Linked DNA regions of Mus musculus: region 2 is linked to region 1. Evidence: chromatin loops called from intact Hi-C (ENCODE). Cell type or tissue: heart. All regions are shown on one strand. Each heading gives the region's core, and the rest is flanking DNA. Links, peaks and the distances in the headings are about the cores only. Region 1 has its middle 73 kb from the start of Gm51759. Region 2 overlaps Aig1 (androgen-induced 1).

Region 1 (2,915 bases), core at 165-2,664:
GCAGGAAGAACACCCCACATGGTAATTAGTAATAATACTATTAATAAAGCCATAGATGTTGAATATATTTCTGGTGGGAGGCCAGTGGAAATGGGAAACACTGCTGGTGTGCACGACAGGCACTCTCATTTTAGGTCCATGGAACCACGCCATAAAATAGTTCACACAACATTTGTTACAAAAAGAAGCCCAAAGAAATTATTTCTTTCAAATTTTAGGCAAAAGAAACCTAATCTGTACTTTGTGCCAATCACTGTCATGGTGACCCACATTCCTGTGGGACTGGCAGCACATGGTACCTACCCCTGGGCCTTCTCACTTGTACATTGGTCCCTTGCATTTTTTCCCTTATAAGAAGCAGTTTTCAATATCACAGGAGTGGAGAGGGATGCAGCAAGGACAGGAGGGAGGGGCTGAGTTAGAAAGAGTCATCAAAAAGCAAAACAGACAGAGTTGTGTCCTGCAAACACGACATACGGGATTGCAAGACTCTTTTGATGGCCGCGCATATGGAGAAGGGCTCTCACTGCTTACGCTCGCCACTGCATTTCTTCTCCATCCCTTCTGGCTTCCTGTCATCCCTTGCCAAAAGAAATGTTTTTCTGTCATTCTTTGAAATCATTTCAATTCTGTTTTGGAGTGGGCTCCAATTTGTTTTAAGTGCAGGATTTCACACCAATGCGGGAATCAAAACTTTAAAACTTGGGGGTAGAGCCTGAAGAGGAATAAATTCACTCACAGTGATTTTTTTTAAAAGGCCCTCATTGAGATCAAAACGTCTAGGTGTCCGAAGCCTGTTGCAATGCTGAAGATCTCACAGTGACTTCAAAAACTAGTTTGTAAGTCCCTGTCCAGATGTGGCAGTAGTGTTTGTTTGTGTGTGTGTGTGTGTGTGTGTGTGTGTGTGTGTGTGTGTGATTACTTTGCATGTGACAAACATTAAGACATTGGGGATTTGGTAAATTAGCCTTCCCAGCCACCAGGTGAAGCACAAGCATACAGGAGGACTGGGTTTCCCAGGAGAGAGGAGGAATCTTACAGGATGGAAACATGAATCTGTCTAGTTAACTTAGCCATAACTGCCAGTGTCATCTCTGGATTCTTCACCCTCATGCACACAGCCATACGGGTTTATTGTTTGTTTATTTTTGTTTGTTTGTTTTTGTTTTTTAATAGTTTTTTTTTTAAAGAAGAGGCCATCTGAAATGTTGGAAATTCGGAAATCTAAAGAAAGAACATTGTGCGTCAAAGATTCTAAGCTGTACAACCTGACTCAATATGAAGCACATGTTAAGAGGGTATGACTTTGGACAAAAGCCATGATTCTTCCTTCCCTGTGACCTGTGGGTCACTTGAATGCCTGTCTCAGGCAATGTCTTAGGGTGGAGCACGAAAAAAGAGGCAAATTTCTGGGGGCCACCTGGCTCATGAGGATAAAGATAATCTCTAATAACTCTCAATTCTTCCAAGCAATGCCATTGGGAAATTTCTTCTGGAGATGACCTAGCCTAGATGATCCCAAATTTTTGTCTTCCTGCGCCCCCTAGTGTGGGATGCTTAATATTTCCTGGGTCACAGGGTTAATACTGAAAATCTGTCCATTCTTAATTACCCTCTTTGATGAATGAGAGACTTAGAGGAGAGATAAATTAAAAATAGATTAAAGTTGAGGAATGGATTAGATTAGCAACTGTGAGAGTTTCAGGCTACACTTGTTTAAGAAGGGAATTGCCTTGATATGCTCAGGGCCAAGCTGTAAAAAAGGAGGCAGAGCTGTCATTGGGTAAATCAGAGTATATCAGACTTAAAAAGCATGCCTGCCATCATCAGGGGACCTGGTGAACGTATAGATTTTTGATTGTTTCTGCATGGGCCCTCCACCTCTGTGTCTTTATTACAGTCTCAAGGGAGGTAGAGGATGCTGGTCCATGGATGACTCTTTCCTCTATCATGCATGGCGGTGGCTCCCCTCATGCAGGGCCTTTGTGGCTCCGCCAACCCTTCCAGGAGTCCTCAGCCACTGTACAGTGGTTCCCCGAATTCATTTCATTTCAAGAACTTTCAGGTTGCTAGCTAAGTTTTCAGAACCCAAGAAGAATTTACCAGCAGAATTTACTGCTTGTAGCAGTGAGTGGCTCATCGCCAGCCATATATTACCTTAAGATTATTTGGGTAGTTTTTTTTCATCTATTATTTGCAGGCAAATGAGCTTTTGTACCATTTTGTTCCTTCTCTGAGTCCCTCACAGTGCAGGCCATATAGGAGATCTCTGTAAAGTGAGTGGGCAGCTTTCTGCTGTAGGCTTTGTCTCAGAAGTATGTCTGATCTCCTTGTAAAGAGTGAACTTTGAATCTGAGGGGGCAGAGGACAAAGGGTTGGGATGGTCTTGGGGCATCATAAAGGGACTCTCCCTATCATAACTAGGGAGAACTTGGCATCTTGTAACATTCATGATAAATATTCTTTGGCCTTGGACCTTTTACCCAAGAGCCTCCTTAAGGCCAAGGGTTCTTCTTCTTTTGACTTCTACTGAAGTTCACATCATAAACACTCTGTGTGAGACCATCCAGACTTCCCAAGCAGAGAAAGAACAAACCAAAGTGTTACGGAAACAGCACACACTATTAAAGAAAAAGTATTACATACTTTGGAAAACTAAAGGTGAAAATTTCAACTCAAGATAAAGTTATGTCAAGAGAGATTTGAAAATCTTTTTCTTTTTCTTTTTCTTTTTTTTAAATCTTCATTGTGATGGGTCATTTTATTGTGAAAGATGCTTACTGTGAGCTCTACCATGAGAAATGGGCTGTGGTGCTGAGGGATAGGCCAGACACTCAAGGGATGAGTGTGTATCACAGGTCAAATGCCCAGTGAGTGTGTATTACAGGCCAGACATCCAGTGGATACATGCGTTT
Region 2 (2,915 bases), core at 183-2,682, 460 kb before region 1:
CAGGTCTAATGGGAGGACAGGAGAATGTCGAACATGTAGTGGTACACACACATCACCATGTTAAGCAGAAAAGTTCCCTGGGAATGGTGAACTCGTACACATGGCTCTGGAGATGGGGAATGAGAAGGAAACGGGACATGTGGTAATTAAGTGGGGATTTGAACTCACAGTCCTGCCTGTCTTCTTGAGGAACCCACCACTATGGCAAGGAAGCTCATTGGCTCAGCAGTGCAGCCTTCCTGGGCATTCTGTTCTCTAGCCACAGTTGCTTTCTGCCCTAACATAGCAGGAGAGCATGGGCTGTACTGAGGAGTGTTGTAAAGTCAGCTCTCTGGGTCCTGTAGGTTTTTAAAATTAAGACTGGCTGAAAAAAAAAAAAAAACTAATGACTTACCTTCTGTTGTGAGGCCCCTCTGGATTAGACTGCCCCTCTGTTTCATCTATCAATGCCTCCTGTCTTTGAAAAGGGTCATTCTCAAATCTTACTGCAGCTTCATGCCTCCTATAGCCTCATCTACCTTTCTATAAGCAGGATTAGTCGGTTTTCACAAACCTAGCCTTGTGCATTTTCTCTTCCTCTAGACTTCTAAACTCCAGCTTTCCTTCACAGCTGAAGTAGGGTAGAAAGTGGCTAGTTAGAGTTGACGGTGACTCATAAGTTCAATAACAGGAGAAAACAAGAGAAAGGTAGGATCAGTGATTTGGACAGGACATCAATACCAAACCCTGGCTCCACTAGCCAGCTCCTTGGACTCTTAGTTTCCAGACAGGCCCCCAAAGTAGAACTGTGACCTAATGCGAGAGCATTGAAGGCTTGGATGCTAGAGGCCCTGTAGGAAGAGTGACTGGATGAGTAGATGTATCCACAAGTGAACGCTTTCTGAGGCAAGAATCCTTACTTTGGTATCCTGGGGGGGTGGGGGTGGGGACACAGCAGAGCTCCTAAATACGAGTTAGATGGATGGGTGAATCGGCCTCATTCACGGATATATGATGCTGCATTTAAGGCCTGAAGGGTGAATTCATTAGAGACACTGAAACTCAAAGCAAGGTATCATTAATGCTAGGCAGTGTACCAAACAGGAAAACTCTTGCTTTTGGGGGCCAGGCAGAGAGGTGGAGTTTTAGTGGCAGCATTTATTGGTCACATGGTTACAGCAAGTCACTTCACTGGTTGGAGCCGAAATGTCTTTAGAAAGAGAAGCAAAGATAGTAACTGTCTGTCCTTCAAAGAGGCATGATGATCGTCCCAGTGAAAACACGAAAGTGAAATGCGGCTCAGTGCACAGCACCCACTGGGGTTGCGCGGAAGCAAGTGTGGTTTAGCGAGTGCTGCTCGTTTTGCTTACCGTTGGAAGAGGAGACAAGATAAGCAGATGGCCAAATGATACAAGGACTCAAGCCTACTGTTGTAGAGGTTGCAAAAGTGAAAGTGGAGCCTCATGGCTGCCAGCTTGGCTCTTCTTCAGACAAGTCCTACAAAGACTGTAAGTGGCTTCCAAGGGGGCAGGTACTCGGTGCGATGCTCTCTAAAGTGCGAAGGACAACATCATTACATCTAGGGCAGCTGGACACAGCACTAGCAGTGGGCCCTGGCCACAGGCCGATGAGGAGACAAGTCAGAGACCTGCTGTTAGGGCTCCTCACTCAGGGGTGCCAGAGAATGAGTCTTCTGAAAATCCTGACTCCAGAAAAAACCGACAAATTACCAACAGATGGGGTGAGTCACAGACGTGGAGTCCAAATGAGGCATCGGCACACAGCAGGCCCTGCCCTGCTGGGCTGAGCTGGACAGCCGCAGCTCTAGGCCCAGATGGCTGCGAAGGTCACCAGGAGGGACACCAGCCGTATGTGCTCTACTCCAGAGAACTGGCAAGCCTTCGAACCCACGGAAGCTTACGGGATCAAAGAACCACAGCGTCCAAGACAGGGAAAAACAAATTTCTTCTGAGCTAATTGCTTACAAGGTGACAAGGACACACAGCTTCAATGGTACGGAAGAAAATGGAAGGACCAGGAAACTCACTCAGCTCACAGTCAGTCTCTGCTCTAAAGCTTGACTTAGAGCAAACCTCAGAAGAATTTTCTGGCCTTCCCTCAGAGAAGGTAAGGTCTCCACTGGAGAACGTCACCCTGTCCTGCTTCCCAGAAGAAAGCACCCGAGCAAACATGTCTTGCCACACTTCCTATGCTTAATCGCCACAGGATCCCACTTGTACTAAATGCAGTCATATAATTCTGTGGTTTTCGCCAACCACAGAATTAAAACAGAATGAAAAGGTTTATGTATTTCTTGGGCTCCAGTTTTCTTTATGAGTCTCCAGTATCGCGGAAAACTTATATACAGTGTGTAACACAGCTTTTCTGTTATTAATGTCTCTTTACAATATGGGCCATAGTTGGGAGTCTCGAGTTTTACTTTTCCTGCTGTAGAAACTAGTGAGATGAGGGGGTGGGAGCAAGGCATGCTGGGAAAGGGCACAGCAGGAAAGGCACTGCTTCCCCTGTAGCTTACTGGATGGGAATGCCCTTTCTCATGCAAGCGTTCTAACCCCACAGACATGCATGTGCATTTCCCACAAATGGTCTTTGCCATGACTCTCTCTATGAAATCCAGCACTCAGTCAAAAAAAATGTACCTATGCAAACTTCAGATGTGTTTCCTTCCTCCATCATGACAGAAACAGATTTCTAACACAGAATCTCCCAGAAACCGAGAGCGAAGAAAGGAAATCCTAAATTTTTATTTTGGGGAAAAAATTGCCTGGAAGTTCTCATAGCATTCTGTTTGAGGAAAAAGCCTGACTTCTGGGTTTCTACAGTACCACAGTTGCACGTAAGACAAGGGGGTTCCTTGCAGGAAGATGCTCCTGAACCCACTTTTGCCACAAGTGGTTTAGCTGCTCATACACCGC

The links. A loop is a pair of places that touch in the nucleus more often than their neighbours do. Peaks named below come from ENCODE experiments on the same cell type or tissue, not always from the same donor. Only the 100,000 strongest peaks of a DNase experiment are listed, where the experiment ranks them.
Region 2: it touches region 1 in a loop (4-fold over the local background); 2 of 42 quality-filtered maps call a loop at or near these places.

The regions. Positions count from the first base shown.
Region 1 is chr10:14,199,016-14,201,930 of GRCm38, forward strand. No RefSeq gene overlaps it. Among named protein-coding and RNA genes, the nearest start is that of Gm51759, 73 kb to the left of the region's middle. In heart, for the core only: a CTCF peak has its summit at 1,562 (motif pointing left); no DNase peak of the experiment used is centred there.
Region 2 is chr10:13,738,273-13,741,187 of GRCm38, forward strand. The region is part of intron 3 of Aig1 (androgen-induced 1); the gene reads right to left. Among named protein-coding and RNA genes, the nearest start is that of Aig1, 130 kb to the right of the region's middle. In heart, for the core only: no CTCF peak of the experiment used is centred there; a DNase peak (open chromatin) is centred at 1,659.